2 separate regions of the Mus musculus genome follow, and region 1 is linked to region 2. The links are chromatin loops, found by intact Hi-C in ENCODE. Cell type or tissue: heart. All regions are shown on one strand. Each heading gives the region's core, and the rest is flanking DNA. Links, peaks and the distances in the headings are about the cores only.

Evidence for each region. Peaks named below come from ENCODE experiments on the same cell type or tissue, not always from the same donor. Only the 100,000 strongest peaks of a DNase experiment are listed, where the experiment ranks them.
Region 1: a loop joins it to region 2, with 7 times the contacts of the local background. A loop is called at or near these places in 1 of 42 quality-filtered maps.

What each region holds. Positions count from the first base shown.
Region 1 is chr1:156,040,116-156,048,449 of GRCm38, forward strand. Tor1aip2 (torsin A interacting protein 2) reads left to right here. Exons shown (of 7, transcript NM_172843.4): 2 at 960-1,019. Among named protein-coding and RNA genes, the nearest start is that of Tor1aip1, 7.8 kb to the left of the region's middle. In heart, for the core only: CTCF peaks have their summits at 59 (motif pointing right), 800 and 3,108; DNase peaks (open chromatin) are centred at 746 and 3,096; H3K4me3 peaks cover 2,350 bases; H3K27ac peaks cover 1,553 bases.
Region 2 is chr1:156,713,973-156,722,306 of GRCm38, forward strand. It overlaps Fam20b (family with sequence similarity 20, member B), which reads right to left and starts at 4,938. Exons shown (of 8, transcript NM_145413.4): 1 at 4,894-4,938. In heart, for the core only: a CTCF peak has its summit at 4,594; DNase peaks (open chromatin) are centred at 4,509 and 5,119; H3K4me3 peaks cover 2,328 bases; H3K27ac peaks cover 1,735 bases; H3K27me3 peaks cover 1,298 bases.

The sequences.
Region 1 (8,334 bases), core at 35-8,034, 670 kb before region 2:
TGCCAGTCGGCTCTACTTTCTCAGTCCCTGACTCGCTCCAGCCCAAAGTTTTATTATAAGCAAGTACACTGAAGTGTCTTCAGAAGCACCTGAAGAGGGCGCCAGATCTCATTACAGGTGGTTGTGAGCCACCATGTGGTTGGTGGGATTTGAACTCAGGACCTTCGGAAGAGCAGTCAGTGCTCTTACCCGCTGAGCCATCTCGCCAGCCCAAGTAAAACGTATAGAGATACATCTACCTCTGCCTTCTGGATGCTGGGATTAAAGGCTGTATCACCAAACCCCAAAATAATAGCTATTTTTGCTTCGTAGTCTATTATCGCCTGTTAGCAGACATGCTACTTATACTTAGGTGCTCATAACAACTTCATGTGGGTATGAAGCCTTGACCCCGCTGACCCACGCGCAAACTGAGATTTAGATTAAGCAGTCATTTTGAGGATAGCCTCTAGTTAGGTTAAGAGGCTGAGTTCAAAGTCGTGACTGAGTGGTGCTTGCCACTATCGTCAGTTACTGTCTCTTAACTTTACTTTGAATTCTAGGAGTCCATTTTAAGGGACGAGATGGTCAGAGTCTTTGAGCCTGTTTACAGCCACTTCCACCTTGAGAAGTGGTGCAGGCTGTGTGGCTGGATGATGGCTCTCACAGAGGCCAGCACTAAGGTTCTAGGAAGTCTAGTGGGAGGAGCTGGGAGAGGTGGGGCCAAGGGACTACCTATCCCAGCATTCCGCGGGTTCCTCCCTGCGGAGCTCACGTCACGTGGGCGGTACAGGCGACATTCTGCCGTGGCGGCTGGGGGTTGCAGACCAGCGCTGTGGAGCTGGAGGAACGGCCTAGTGGTACCGCTGATCCTGACTGTCCCGTGTTTTAAAACCTGGCTGGAAATTGTAAGTAAGCAAAACTAAAACATAACTTTAACATATTTTTGTGTCTGAACTACTATTTTCTCCTTTCAAAAGGTCTTTGAGAAAGGATCCCTCCCCACCCCCACCTCCCCTACGGCACAAACAGAAATCGAGGTAGGTTGGGATGGGTCTGTAATTTCCGGGAGGGTGCTGAGAATATACCTGGAGTCTTTCAAGCGTAAAACGAAACAAGATGAGAGTAGATTTTTGATAGGGACTTCAGATGAAAGGTAAATTTACTTAAAAGTTTTGAAATGTAAACGAGAATTCTCATTGTAGGAGTCCATTTCTCTTATCTCGCTGCGTAACTAAGCCTTAAAAGAGAACAGTTAAGGTTTTTCAGTTACTAATAATGGTGAAAGAGACAAACTTTGAAACTCGTAATTATTTTACTTAACCTACTTATGTACTCAACTATGTTTCAAACCCAGCTTTAAAAAAAAAAAACTTTTCTTTGAACAAAATCTGTAGTAGTCTCTACTTTATCAAATTTTATTCTTGTTTATATAGATCCAGGGCTGAGCTAACTTTCCTAACTAAAAATGCCAGTTTTGTTTGTGTGACCTGACCTTTTTTTTCCCCTTGAAGATACGGTTTCTGTTTGTGGCCCTGGCTGGCCTCGAACTCAAGAGATCCACCCACCTCTGCCTTTGGAGCCCCGGGATCAAAGGCATGCACTACCACACCCCGAGTACCTGCCCTTGGGTTTAAAAATGGCTTATTTAAATGTATAAGAGGATTTTGTTGTTGTTGTTGTTGTTTTGTGAAGGCTACAGCAGGGACCCAGAACTACCAGGTTTATAATTATACTGTATAATTCCTTTGTAAATTGAAAATGATTTAAGTAGAGAACTTTGTAGTAGACAAAATAAAAATGTTCTAGGAAGCCTTTTGGATTGGGATAGTTGAAACAAAGCAACCTGAGGTTCTTTATGAAAACTTTTGAGGCCCTGAAGTGTCGAATGATCTGGATGCAGAGTCCACTCCTAGATAAGGAGGTTTGTTGCAGTTATCACATGACCTTAGCTGACTCATTTAAGCTCTTTTTCTTAAAGTTCCCCTCCTAAGGTAGAGCTACCACACCTAGAGCTTCCATAGTAAACAAGTAGCTAGACGTAGCTGGTCACTTAAGGAGTAGAGAAGGAGTTTTGATTTGTTTGCTTGTTTTGTGGGGGGTTTTAGTTTATTTTTCTGAGCTAGGATCTCCGTTATATATCCCTGGCTTACTTGGACCCACTGTTAGGCCAGTTTAAGGTAAACTCAGAGACCACAGCCTTTGCCTAGTAAATAGGGTTAGAGAGTTGTACCCTGATGCTTGGCTGTTACAGTTGTGCATTGTAGCCTGCATGTTATTTTAAACCAGTCCAAGGAATTAAAGTGCTTCTTAAATTTCCCAAGGGGAAATTTGTTTAGAGAAGCCTTGTCTGCCTTTCACTTTCCTATTAAACACTAAGGCCACTGTGCAAAACCCACACAGTTGGCTTTCTGAAGCCTCCACCCATGTTTCTGAAGCCTCAGTATCCCTTGTAAGTTGACCTACATATGGCTTTTCAGCATAGTTCTCATATTTTATCACAGATTTTGTGCAGTAAGACAAGCGTTTGTCAATAAGGGTATCTTGAACAGTGATTATGCACATGGACTTTGGAGTCATAACTGATCGGGCTTCCTGAACTGTCAGTCAGTCCCCTGAGTGAGGATTGTAGGACTTTAGCAGATAAGAGAACTACTTCAGAGTCTGTTTCTTTAGTAAAGTGGAGAGTTTTAGGGTCGTTTAGAATATTTAACGAAGTCATTTAAGTAAAGAAGTAAAAACAGCTATTACTAAATGTGGGGTTATTTTTCCGTATACAATATTAGAAGGATTATATATAGGACATGATTTTGGTAACCCAGATAGAAATGAAGAAAGTTCATCTGTAATTTCATAACTTTTACAGATCAAATCGCACTGCTTTTTAGTAACTCTGCTTTAGAGTACTTTTTTTAGTACTTGACAAAACCAAATTTAAAATGGTGGCTTTTGCCCTCTGAAGGTGTAGGTAGCTCTAACAGAGCGACCTGGATTTGCTTATTTCTAACTTGCTAGAGCAAAACAGCAGGGCTTTCATTATTGCAGGCTTAAAAGCTCCAGAGACAGACCTTTGTATCCTCTCAGTAGAGCTCCATGCTGTACGCATTTAAGTGTCATGCTGCCTTTGGCCATCTAGGTGGTGGTATTGCACGTCTAAGATCAGCTACAGCATAAAACCCGAATTCAAGTGAGCAGAGGAGCAGTCTTTCAGGTCCAGGCAGAAAAGGAGATTGCTGTCAGTATTTGCAGACTTTCTGTGGATGTTGAATCATTCTGTATTCATTCTAGGGACTAAAACTTCTCTGCATAGAAGTAACAGTGTTTATGCTTTGACTATTTGGCCCATAGTTTTAACATTTTATAGGGAAATAAGAATAGTAATGTCCCGCTTTGTCTACAGAGTGATTTCCAGGACAGCCAGGGCTACACAGAGAAACCCTGTCTTAAAAAAAACAAAGCAAAACAAAAAAAGTAACGGCATGAGTGTCCTGGAGCTTGTCCTGTAAGTCAGACTGGCCTCCAACTCAGAGAGATTCTCCTAACTCTACTCTGAGTGCTGGGATTGAAGGCCCAGCTCCAAGTTGTTATTTTCAAAAAGTGTGAAAAACATGGGATTTTATAATAAAGGGAACTAACTCTTCTTTAAAGAGAGAAAATGTTTTCTTTAAATGTTAGAGTTTCTAGGACCTGAGTTCAGATCCCGTTCTAGGAGTAAGAAGTGAGGTGTGGCTGGCTGTGTGACCTCAGGCTAGCTCCAGGTTCAGCAGCGTACCCTGTCTCACAGGTCATCTGTCGTGAGATAGAGATTCAGGTCTAAAGGGGCTCAGGGATGGTGCAAAGCTGTAGTTCTAATAAGCTCCCCAGAAGTGCTAATGATTCTTGGATGGTAAGTTGAATATAGTAAATGAAGGATTAGTGGTAAACTGGGTGCAGTAGCACCAGCCTATAATACCAGCTACTTAGTAAGCTGAAGGAGGAAGATTTTAAGTGTAGGGGCCTCCTGAGGAATGGAATTGAGGTCCTGTTTTTAAAAAAGAAGTTATTGTCTTAAAGTTTATTGGAAGGATGGGGCCAGCGTTAAGAAGTGCCTAATGGTCAAGCTGAAACAATGTGAACTGCAAAGAGAATGATAGTGTGGAATTTAAACCCATAAACTGTACACGGGAAACCTCACCCGGCCCGGACATGGACAGGATTGACAGATTAATAGCTCTTTCTCGATTCCTTACTGATAACAGCTTACTAACCAGGTCAGTAGAGAAGGGGTGAGTCACTGATGGAACTGAAGTTCTTCAGTGGACATTCAGCAGGCACAAAGGAAACAGGAAGGCACCAGTATGCAAGCAGTACTAAATTGCTTCATTTAACGTCTGCCTGTGATGCTAGTGGGTGAGAGGTAGAGGAGAATCAGGATAACTACAGAGTCTCAAAGTGTCTCCCTTGAGATAATTATTAACTACAAAAGAAGTCAGTGATGGTGGAGATAGCATGCAGACCTAGTAGTCAAGGTTCACACTCCATAAGACAGGGAGAGCACGAGCCTACATAGCATGATACCTGAGGACACGTTATTCTTTAGTGCTGGTCATTCTTGACAAAAAATTCTAAATTGTTTTCTTTCAAATCATGATAAAATACTGCACAAACTTAAAGCAACAGACTTTGTCCAAACTGACACTATTCTTCCAAACTATTAAGGTCACAAAAGACAGAGTAAGAGACTGAGGAAAAGGACTAAGTGTAATGTGGGGTCTGTTTTAAACATGAAGATTCTTTTCAAGTCCGTAGAGTTTGCTGATGCTGATTTCAGATACTGAGATCCTTTAACACGAGATCGGAGATTGCAAGAGAGTTTAACCAACAGTAAATAAACCACACGATATAGGAAACCCTCGTATGCATAGGCTTACAGATTAGAGAGGGGACCAGATAGAATGTAAGGCTTTGTTTTAGGAAGTTAATTCTATTATTTTGGGAAGGCAGTAGGTAGAATATGGGGTGTGGGTGATTTTCCTCTACAAGGGTAATCACTTGGATCTAACAGGATCCTGTCTTGGAACCTAGGACAGAAAAGGAACATTCATTAGTGGGAAAACTGGTGACATTTGAATGGGACTTCGTTAATAGATTTATCAATGTTAATTTCTTGGTTTAAATAATGGCACTTTGTATAAGATACTGTGTGAATTATGTGAGGGAACTACATCATTTCTGAAACTTTTCTGTAAGTCTAGAAGTATTTAAATATAACTGTCTAGTAGTAAGCTGGTGGGGCCATGTACAGTAGCAGACAGTTAAGGGCAGCTTGGTCTACATAGCTATAGCTAATTCCAGGCCAGCCAGAAGCTGCATAGTGAGACCCTGTGTATAATCCTAGCCCTTGGAGTAGTGGGATGGGATGGAATGGGCAGAAACAGGAAGATTGCTGACCACCAGCCTCCCCCGCCCACAATTCAGTCTCAAATAAGAACAGGCTGTGGGGGTGCATGCCATTAATCCCAGCATTGGGAGGAAGAGGCAATCCTGGCAGCTCTGAGTTTGAGGTCCAACAGAGTTACATAAAGATACATAAGAGCCAGGCAGTGATGGCACACCCCTTTAATCCTAGCACTTGGGAGGCAGAAGCAGGTGGATTTCTGAGTTTGAGGACAGCCAGGGCTACACCGAGAAACCCTGTCTTGGAAAAACAAAAAACAAAACAAAACAAAAAATACATAAGGATGACATTTTCAAAAGACTAGATGAGAAGTGAAGGAGTAATAAGGTGTAGGGAGACACCTGTAATCCTAGTGTTCAGAAGGCTAAGGAAGGAGATTGTGAGTTCAAACTTGGGTTATATAACAAGACTCTCCAGAAAAAAGTGATTATGAAAGTTGAGGAGAAAGTGGGGTCATAGCCCAGTCTCACTGTGTATGTAATCCCAGCACTCAGAGGCTTGAGGTGAGAGCAGACCAGCTGAGGCCAGGCTGCACTGCTGGGGAGATCCAGTCACTAAAGACGATCTGAGTCAGTTATGCTGCCTGGTATTAGATTTCTTAGCAGGCTTGTGGATTCTTTGTGTATTGCTGTTACCCTATATCTTAGCCTAAACCAGAAGAATTGTAAAAGTCATCCAAGGATTGGGGAGGAAGTGGGAAGTAAGAAAAAGATTTTCTTTTTGCACTCAGAAAACTGTATTAACCAGAAGTATGCATAGTATCTGAACTGCTCCAGGCATCTAGTTTCTGTGTTAAAAAAAAAATCCCTAAGAGGAGGCATTAGGGGATGGAGAGATGACTCAGTGGTTATGAGACTGCTCTTCCAGAGGTCCTGAGTTCAATTCCTAACAACCACATGGTGGCTCACAATAATCTGTAATGGGATCTGATGCCCTCTTCTGGTGTGTCTGAAGACAGCTACAGTATAGTTATATATATAAAATAGACAAATCTTTTTTTAAAAAAGGAGGTATTAGAGTGCTCTGCTCATTCACTTAAACTCCCCCTTTCCCGCTACCTTTCAAGTATCCAAAGCCTTAGCTACCAGTTAGCGAAGATAATAATAGTACCTAGGATATTCCAACAATAGGCTGTTTCCCTGGATGCAGCTACCTAGTACAAATTAACAATTATGGCACAAGGTCAAGAAGCTGCACAGAAATCTGTTTTGGCTGTTGATGTTTTAAACTGAAGCTACAGACTGAAACTGAACCATGGAGTGTAATCAGGCAGGGCAGAGTAGATCCAACTGTGCCAACAAATGTCTTAAATAGCTCTTTATGCTTGGTTTCCCTCTCCCATCCCCCACAAGTGTGCTAGCCGTGCGCATGTGCACATGAGTGCTTGCTTGGACATGGGTGCACTCACACCTGTTCTGTCAGTCAGTTCCTGGAAGGAAAGAACATTTGCAACTGTTTTTTTTTGCCTAGCATTTTTTAGTTGTCCACTCTTGTGAGAGAAGCATGTGTGCTCAGTAGTGAAGACTATAAATCCTTACTGTCGCATCTAAATTCAGAACTAGATATGAAATGAAGCTCTCATCAGATTACTTTATGTATAAACCTTAGTGAAACTCTTCTACAAAGGGTAGCCAATGTGGCTATTTACTATAACCCTGGGGAAAATACTTAAAATGATAATCCCAGAAAAATCAAGACATTAATTTGTTTTTTAACTTTAAAAGTCTGTTCTATTTATTTTAAGAATGTTTTACCTTTATGTCTGTCTGCATTACATCTTGCATAGTGCCTACAGAGGTCAGAACTAGAATTCTAGATGGTTCTAAACCACCAGAAGTTTCTGGGAATGGAATCCAGTCCTTTTAAGAGCAGCAGTCCTCTTAAGCACTGAACTGTCTCTCTGGCCCCTCAAAGATGTTTGGTTTGTTTTTTTTTTTTTATACACATTATATAGATCAGTAATATCAATGGCAGATTTGGAGTTGGGCTTGGTGGTACACATCTTTAATCTTGGTGCTTGTGAGGCACAGGCAGGAGGATATCTGTTAATTGGAGGCCAGCCTAGTCTATGTGGGTAGCATTAGGTCAGTCAGGCTACATAGTAAGACCCTGTCCCAAAAACAAACAAGCAAACAAGTAAAGTAGATATGGTATTAGAAATGTACTCAGGGGGGCTGAAGAGATGGCTCAGCGGTTAAGAGCACTGACTGCTCTTCCGAAGGTCCTGAGTTCAAATCCCAGCAACCACTTTTAAAAAGAAAGAAATGTAGCTCAGTTGGTAGAGTGCTTACCTAGTGAGAATACATTATGGTATCCCTAGTACCACATAAAATTAGAGGTGGTGGATATGTCTGTAGGCCTGCCATTCCTGAAGGCCAACATAGAGGATCAGAAAGTCAAGGCTATATTGAGTTTGAGGCCAGAGTGGGCTATATGAGATGACATAGTGGTTTTAAAAATACTGGCTGCTCTTCCAGAGGATCCAGGTTCCAGTCCCAGCACCATTGTGGTATCTCACAAAGGTCCATAACCAGTTTCAGGGTATCTGATACCCTCTTGCTTCTGTGGACACCAGGAGTACATACACATAAAATTAAATGTTAACGGCAGATTTGGGAGTTTCATACTAACATTTATTAAAGAGAATGAACAGGGTCAGAATAGTTAAGTTATTTAATGCCTGGACAGTTTCATTCTAGTGGACTGAAGTAGAATTCAGTTTTCTGTTGGTTAGGGCTGGCTGGAATTTGTAGTCCTCGAGCCTCTTGCCTCCTAAGTGCTCATGTTCTCAAAAAAGCAGACCTTTGTTTTCTACAGTATTTGGGTTACATGGAAGCTTTTTGCACTTTAGCTTTGGCCCACTGTGTTTGATCAGTCATTTTGTTTGGAAATGTGAGGTGTGCTGGCTTTGTCTGTAT
Region 2 (8,334 bases), core at 279-8,278:
CTCTTTTTTTTTTTTTTTTTTTTTTTTTTTTTGACTTCCCAAGGCCCTAACAGAAGTGAATAGCAAGGGAGAGAGACTTTTATGGCTAAAAGCATTTCTTCTGAACTATCAAATACTTAGGTTTAAAGATGCCACCCCCCGTTTTTTTTTTAACAAACATGGAGAAATAAGCCCTATAACGAATTCAGAAACATAGTATAGTAAAAACAGCAGAAATATTTACTGTGTTTACCAGTTTTACATATTCAAAATTGTCTACATTGCTACCATCTGCATATCATGCTTACACCATTCGAGACTACTGTTACTGCTAACCTGGTTCCTGGAAAAACTGGGAATAAAGACAATCTGGAGACATTAGGAGAAAGAATGAAGAAAGTCCAAGAAGACATTGCCCAAGAATGATATATGAATGATACATCAGACAAGGCTGAACCAGATCTTCAGGTACTACAGACAATGGTTTCTGAAACAAGGTTCCACACTACATCTTCCATGTTAATTTCTTTTTATGCATATGTGTGTTTATACATGTAGATACATGTGTAGGTGTGCATACATATGTGTGTGTGTGTTTGTGTACCTGTGTGTGTTGTGTGAGATGTTCAGTGGCGTCCTCAATCCTTCTCACTTTATTTACTGAGGCAGAGTCCCTCACTGAGCCTAGAGCTCACTGATTCAGTCTAATTAGTCACCTGGCCCTGGGGATCCCATCACAGCCTCTGGAGTGCTGGGATTAAAAGCTGCCATGTTGGGGTGGCAAAGCACTGACTGCTCTTCCGAAGGTCCTGAGTTCAAATCCCAGCAATCACATGGTGGCTCACAACAATCCATAATGAGATCTGATGCCCTCTTCTGGTGTGTCTGAAGACAGCTACAATGTACTTATATATAATAATAAATAAATCTTTTAAAAAAAAAAGCTGCCATGCATTCTTGGTTTTTATTTGGGTACTGGGATCTGAACTCAGGTCCTCGCGTTTGCATGCCAAGAGCCTTACTCACTGAGTCTTCTCTTCAGTCCTAGTTTGTCTCCCAGAACTACACAACATAAAATACATACATACATACCTACATACATATATACATACAGGGTGTGTATACACACAAGGACTAAGAACAAGAAATGAATTAGAAAGGTCTTTGGGCAACCACAACAGTGGTTACAAAGGTCAGTCACTAATGTTGAGAGAAGAGTCTATAGAACCTAACAAGCCTATTTAACTAACTTAAATCTGATCTGAGGAAGCAGTGACCTCGGTGGCTACTCCACAGAAGGCCAGAAACTGTACAGCTTTCCCAGCTGTGACAGGCAGTTAAAAGCAGATCCAGTAAGTAAAAAAGGGTGCACAGCCTACATTGCACAATCACCTCTGATCCTTGTTTAATTCCTCACAGTAATGGATCCTAGTTTAGGAATACTAAACTTGAGACAAGGATTATACCACACGTTTAAAAAGAAACAAAGTACACACCGTATTGTAAGCCTTTTCCCACAAATGCATACCTAAATAAAAATTAGCACTTAATACATTACTTCTCAACAGTAGATAACAAGGCAACGGTAAGCAGAAACAGCAGAGAGTCAATTTGAGAACACAGACTAGCAGACTTCCTTCTCTGCATTTGGTCTGTCCTTCTTATGCATTCATAATTTCATATTCCTTGGCCTCCTTTTATAATGTTCCCAAATTAACAGTCTCCTCCAACGTAGCCAGTACTTCCCCACAAAGTACAGACCTCAGACATACCAAAGTACACTATCTCATTCTGCACTACCTGACACTCAGCTCTGACTGACACCCGAGACTCTTTACGTCTAGAGACAGGCATTTCTGTTGGTTTTGGCAAGAAAAACTGTATCAGAAGACCTTTTCTTTATTTACAGACTAGTTTATTAATTTCTGTAACCAACCCACATAGCAGAGGATCTCTGCATTATATTCTCTTCCAAGCAGCTCTCGCTGTCATGTTTACTGTACATTAGTCAGAGGGAATTTCAGTAGCAAAGGAAGGACTTCTGTTCTGTGCCTCAGCCCTGCAAGTTATTGAACTCAGTCACACAGAGGCTCACAGAAGGACGAGAGGGCGGGATGCACAGGTGCCGGAGAAGCTATGGGAGAAAGACCCTTCCTCGCTCATCTCCACTGGGCGGGACAGGAGGGCAGTGAGCACTGAGGCTACTGGGACGGTTATGACCAACAACTCCATGGTTTTCTATTAATGGCGAAACACTGGTTATCTATCTAACTGCTCAGCTAGCCAGTCCAAGTGGCAGGAGGAAGTCTGTGCAGCTCTCTGTGACCAGATCGTCAGGTTGCAGGTGGCTGGAACACCATATGATCACAGAACTGAATCAGATAAACAATACCGTTTGCAGACACCCACCTTAGTAACACATGGCCAACAGAAATCGGAAACACAGTGTTTTTGCCTTCTTTTTTTTAAAATTCCTTTTGATTGAAAAAACGGGGGAGAGCCAGGCAGTGGTGGCACACACCTTTAATCCCAGCCCTTGGGAGGCAGAGGCAGGCAGATGTCTGAGTTCGAGGCCAGCCTGGTCTACAAAGTGAGTTCAGGGACAGCCAGAGCTACACAGAGAAACCCTGTCTCGAACCCCCCCCCCAAAAAAAAAGAAAAGAAAAATGGGGGAGGGCGAGCATAAAAAGATCTAGCATTTGCACTACAATATTTATGCTTCCCTCACACCACTTTCCATTTATTACTTCAACCGACCAACAATTAATGCACACCTACTATGAATTACAACTGTAGGGCCCCATGGTAACTATGCCCTTTACCCCTATCCACAAAAATCATCTCGTGTTCTATCCCAGATCAACCTGACACCCACAGCTCCTTCTGTCCGCAACCATGAGTGCGCTAACAGCTGACTCTACTGTCTTGGCACTCACCAGGGGTTCGACAGTTATCAATCTGTAGGCTGCAGTTGCTGACCTCACACTTACAAGCACTGAAATGGCGGTCAGAGGGAGCCAATTCATATCCTAAAAGTAAACAGAAATTCCCATTTAGGAACTGGAAATTCAGAAGAGACAGAAGGGACTAAAGTAAATAATCATCAACAGCACAAAATAAGTCTATGACATAAAAAATTATGAAAAATAAAAATCTGTGACTTGCTTTTTTCCAAAGTATACTTTGGTTCAAAATATATTTTAAAAAGCAAGGCCTGTGCTTTAAAAATGAAAAGTACCTATTTTCTCACTAGTCCTAAGGAAACAGAGCAAATCAACCCCATGGTCACAAGGAAAGCTGTAAATTCCAGGTTTTTGTTTGTTTTCAAGACAGCCCTGGCTGTCATGGAACTCACTCTGTAGTAGACCAGGCTGGCCTGGAATGCGGAGATCTGCCTGCCTCTGCCTCCCAAAGGCTGGGGTTCAAGGCATGCGCTGTGTCATCACCCGGCCAGTCTTATTTTTTTTTAAAATTATCTTTTCCCTTCATTATTTTTATATGTTCTTTATTATGACTGAGGCTAGACTTACGCACAGTACCTTTTATTTTCCTCGATTTGTTGGCTTTTGAGGAAGGGTCTTACTATGTAGCCTATCCTAGACCGCAGATATATGCCTGCCTCTGCCTCAGGAATGGTGGGATTAAAGGGGACGACTAATCCCCCCTCCCCCTCCCTCACCCCCACCCCACACTGTTCTCCTGTGATAAGTATTTTCTAATGTGAACCCGCATCTTGTTTTCAGGTAACAGTTCTGGGACACAAAACCCAACATCTTCACAAACTTTAAGAAAGTTATTAATTTAATACAATAATTTTAAATTTGCCCTAAATTGATTTAGAGCCTATGCAAATAATTTAGCATCTTTAATGCCTGAACCTGTTTCTCAGGACGATAACATGCACAAGTGCTTTCAGCTTGCTCACCCGGCTTGCATAAATTCAGGGAATGGCAAGCACATTGAGCTCAATGTGAAATTACAACCCAAGCAATGTAGGCATGGTTAATTATTGACAATCTTGACTTTCCGGATTCTCGGTTGTATTATAAAGCCGTAGACCTCAATCGTGAAAAGATCGCATTATTTCTTTCTTCCAACGTGAGCTATCAAATCTCCGGAGGGAACCTGGCTGAGTAGAGATGACCCTCACACCTGGCCCTAGATCCAAGTGACAGTGTTAAACATATCCTTTTCCCAAATTGTAAACGCCTTACCCATCCTACTGGAGACATAAGTCTTTAAACGAAGTAATTGTATAAGGACCATCCACGCCCTGTTGTTCCCCCCCCCCTTTTCTTCGTTTTTATCAGGAGCCTGACAGATCACTGACTCCAGATTAAAAAGAATGTCTTATCAGACTCCACAATCAAGGACACAGCTTGACAACGTTCGCATTCATCTTCAAGGCAACGTCTGGGCTCGCTCTTAATCGCCGGGCCATCACACCCGGAAATGAAACCGCCAGCGCAGCCCACTCTGCACAGTCTCATCCTAAGTTGTGCCCCTTGGCGCTCTGAGCGCACGACCGCAGGACACCGCTGCCCTCTCCGGCCCAGGGCCTGCAGGTCACTCGCGCTCCCCGACCACCAAGCGGGCCCCGTAGGGGCTCAGCGAGAGCGCGCTCCTCGGCCACCAGGAGGGCGGCGTAGGGACCGAGCTAGAGCGCGCTGCCCGCCGGGCCGCCGACACCGGCTTCGTGTGACAGAAGGGCGACACCAGGGCCAGGAGCCTCTGGGGACCGTCCTTAGCAGCGAGCACCGGTCACCGCAAGGACTCCCGATCGCCCGCAGCCCCGCATCCGGCCCCTGAGGGAGGTGCCCCGCCCCCCGCCGCCCGCGCTTTCCCTCCCTCCCTCCCTCCTTCCCGTCGTTCCCGGGCGAGGGGTCGCGCGCCCTCTCCAACCGCGCCACTCACCTGGCGGGCCTCAGGCTCGCTCCATAGCCGCCCGCGCGGTGCGGTGAGGCGCGGCCCCGGCCGCCCCCGCCGCCTCCGGGGAGGGGCAGCCCCACGCCGCACTCACCGCCCCGGGCCGCCGCCGCCACCACTGCGGCTCCCGCCCACCGCCGGCCCGGCCATTCCCCGGTCGCCGCTCCCCGCGGAGCCGGCCGCTCCACACCCACCCCCGCCTCCGCGCTGCCTGGCTGTTGGTACGGTCCTAGCGGAACGCCCTCCCTGCAGCCAATCCCAGTGCGCACCCGGCGCAGCTCCGCCCCCGTTGCGGGTAGGCGGGACTACCGGGCAGCTCCGGACCGCCCCCTTTAACCCTTTCACCCTCATTCCTGCAGCGCTGGGCTCCGCAGACACCGTCGGCGGATTTCTCCAAGCCTGTTTACATAAACTAGCTTCTGGCTTCTCTCTTACCTTCACAATTTCTTTCCTGCAGTCATCTAGGTGAAGTCCTATTCTGAAGAGATAATTTCTTCTTTCTTTCGCTCTGCCTTGACTTCTCCTTGGAGATTCTGCCCCAAAGTGCCCTTCCCTGACCAAAAGAGGCCAGACTTCCCACCTTGGAAATCGCTCCAGCTTTGGCCCAGAGCAGAGCTCCCCTACTGTACCTTTTCAGTAGCTCTTAACAAAATCCTGTTTATTTTATTATAATAGCTTTTTTTTTTTTAATGTTTGTGCCTTGCAATGGACTGTAAGCCCTAAGAGGGCAAATCCAGCGCGACTTGGTTTCCAGTGCCCTGCACTCACCCACTAGGCTCCTGAAGAGTCAATGAGCTGCTCCTCCCCTTAACGTGTGTCCACTCCACACACAGTAGCTACTGTATAATGCATACGTTTATTCACCATATAGACAGCTTCCATGTAGTCTGTTTGACCCTAAAATATTATGGTGTACGTTCTACATTGGATATGATTTGTGCGGGGGGGGGGGGAGTTTGGGGACTAAGCAGGAATTTCTTTCAAGAGGGAAAGAAACGATCTCTCTCTCTCTCCCTCTCTCTCTCCCTCCCTCCCACCCCCCACTGTATGCCACTGGGCATGTCATGTAGTGCCTCTGAGTATAAGGCTCCTTGGGAAATGGAAGTTAAACACAGTACCTACTTGACAGGATTGTGGTGAGATTTAAATAGTAAATGTGTGGAGAAAATACAATTATTGTGTGAAGTTAGTTTAATGTGTGTGTGTGTGTGTGTAGCACTTTCGATCAGGACACCCAGAGAAACTATTGGACTTGACACCCTACCCCAGAAGACTTAGTGAGGGAAAGCAGCTTTAATCACTGCTGGAAGCACTCATCACTGCAAGGCGTACAAAGGGCAGCGTAGACAGCCCTGTGTCAGCTTTTACTGGATAGAGTTGAAAAGGGTTGAGGCCATTATCCGACAATGGAAAGCACAATTCTTGGGAAAATTGGCTGGATGGTGATGAGAGTCTGCCTTATTTCTTAACAGGCACATGGGTCTGCTTGCAGCCAGCTCTTCTGGGCCAGAAAACCATGAGGCAAAAGAGGAAGCCAACACTTTCTTTGAGACTGTGTGACTAACAGTGCTCCGTCTTCTCTGTCATTCCATTGACACTGAAGAAGGACCCTGCTCCTGTCATTGCTCATCCTGAAACCTGCCTTGGGGGAGATGACACCCATCTGTGTTGAAGGATTCTCAGAGAAAGAGGGTTTTTGGTCCATGGAGGCAATCCAGTCAGGTGCATATTACACAGGGCCTGACACTCCATGATGTCAGTTTTTGCCCCTCAGGCTCATGACATCACTTATAGTCAATATATTCTCAGTGTTGTAAGGGATGTGGTCATTTAAGTAAGGAGCATGAGTGATTAGGACACAGGACGTCCCTGCGAGGAGGACAGGACACCTAAATTATGCAACACAGATTCTGAGTCTGAGAAGAGTGTGGACTGGTATGAGGGAGGAAGGATGGGGGTGAGCAAAGTCTGGATGGGAATGAAGATTAACAATATGAACTCAAAGTTGTGCGGTGTTATGAGAAGTTATAACCGATATCCTGGGCAGATAACCCAGGGTAGGTGCGTTCACTCATTCATTTGACTGTCGAATGCATGTCAAGTGGCAGGCATCAGACTAAACTTCGACTGTTTGGAGATGAAGAGGGCCCCATCCCACAGAAGCTTGCCGGCTCAATGAGTTCCTTCTAGAAGTCAGAGTACTGGAAGGGTTGTATTACTGTCCCAAGTCATGGGATGTGCTGTGGTTTTAAGTATCAAGCTAATCTTCTCACGACCTTTCTCTCCTCTGCCCCCAAACTTCACTGTTCTTAAAGCCACAGACTGTGACTTTATGTAATGGAGCACCTTTTCCAGGAGCATGTGCGGCAGCTCATGGAATTGAATCCAGAGTAAGAGACTGGCTGTCCCCCCTCCCACGAAGAGCAGTGGGAACCGCCCTCATCAGGGGAACATTAGCAATGAGCCCAAGCATGGAACTCTACCAGAAGCTAGCCTGTGGCAGGAGCCTCCCTGCTTGGCATTTACAGCCCCAGCACACCTCTCTCATGCAAACCTTAAATTCCCCTCCACAAGGCTCACCAGCTTCGCTCTCCCTGCCAGTGAGAATCCTCCTTCACCCAGCCTTGGGAATGACTGCTGAATAGCTCTCCATACCATTTGAGGTCTTCCCTGGGCTTCCCAGCTGTGCCTCCTGGGAGCCCGGGGCTTCGGGTGGCCCTCTCTAGTGGCATGGTTTATTAAGGCTTTGCAGGATACTGTTCTCACGGGTACAAAGTTGTTTAATGCCAAAGACAGTGTTGTACCGCCAGCATGGAACATGGGTATGTAGCCATGCCCCTTGAAAGAGAAGTGTGAGAATGGCAGGTGCCATGTGGCCAGGTGCCTACCCTCGCTCCCTACACCCTTTTAATCATTTTCTGAGAACTGCCTCAGAACTTCCAAGCCTCAGTCCATTTGTCAAGTCCCAGGCCTCTAGCAAACTCGAGGTATTAGGAGAGCACTTCCTCCCAGCTCCTGCACACGCAAAGGCTACCCGCTCTGTTTCTTTGAACCTACTTAATACACCCACCATGATGGATGCCCCCGAAACTGATTAAATGACTTCTACATCAAACAAGCTAAGGAGGGCCCTCAGAAAACTCCTCCTTAGAGCCCAGGGAGAGAGTGGTAAGTTGAGATAGTGATGAAGTGCACACACACACACACACACACACACACACACACACACACACAGAGCTAGCTCTCAGCTGCCTTTGGAACGTCTGCTCTCTGTAGGAAGTGCTCATGGACAGTAGCTTCTACCTTTCCTTCCCAATAGAGCAGTCGGCTTTCTTTCATTTTGCTTTCAGCTCTGCAGAGTCAACCCCAGCCCTCTTAGAGTGCCCGACTAACCCTTCTGCCAATACTATCTGAGCAAACCACTCATGC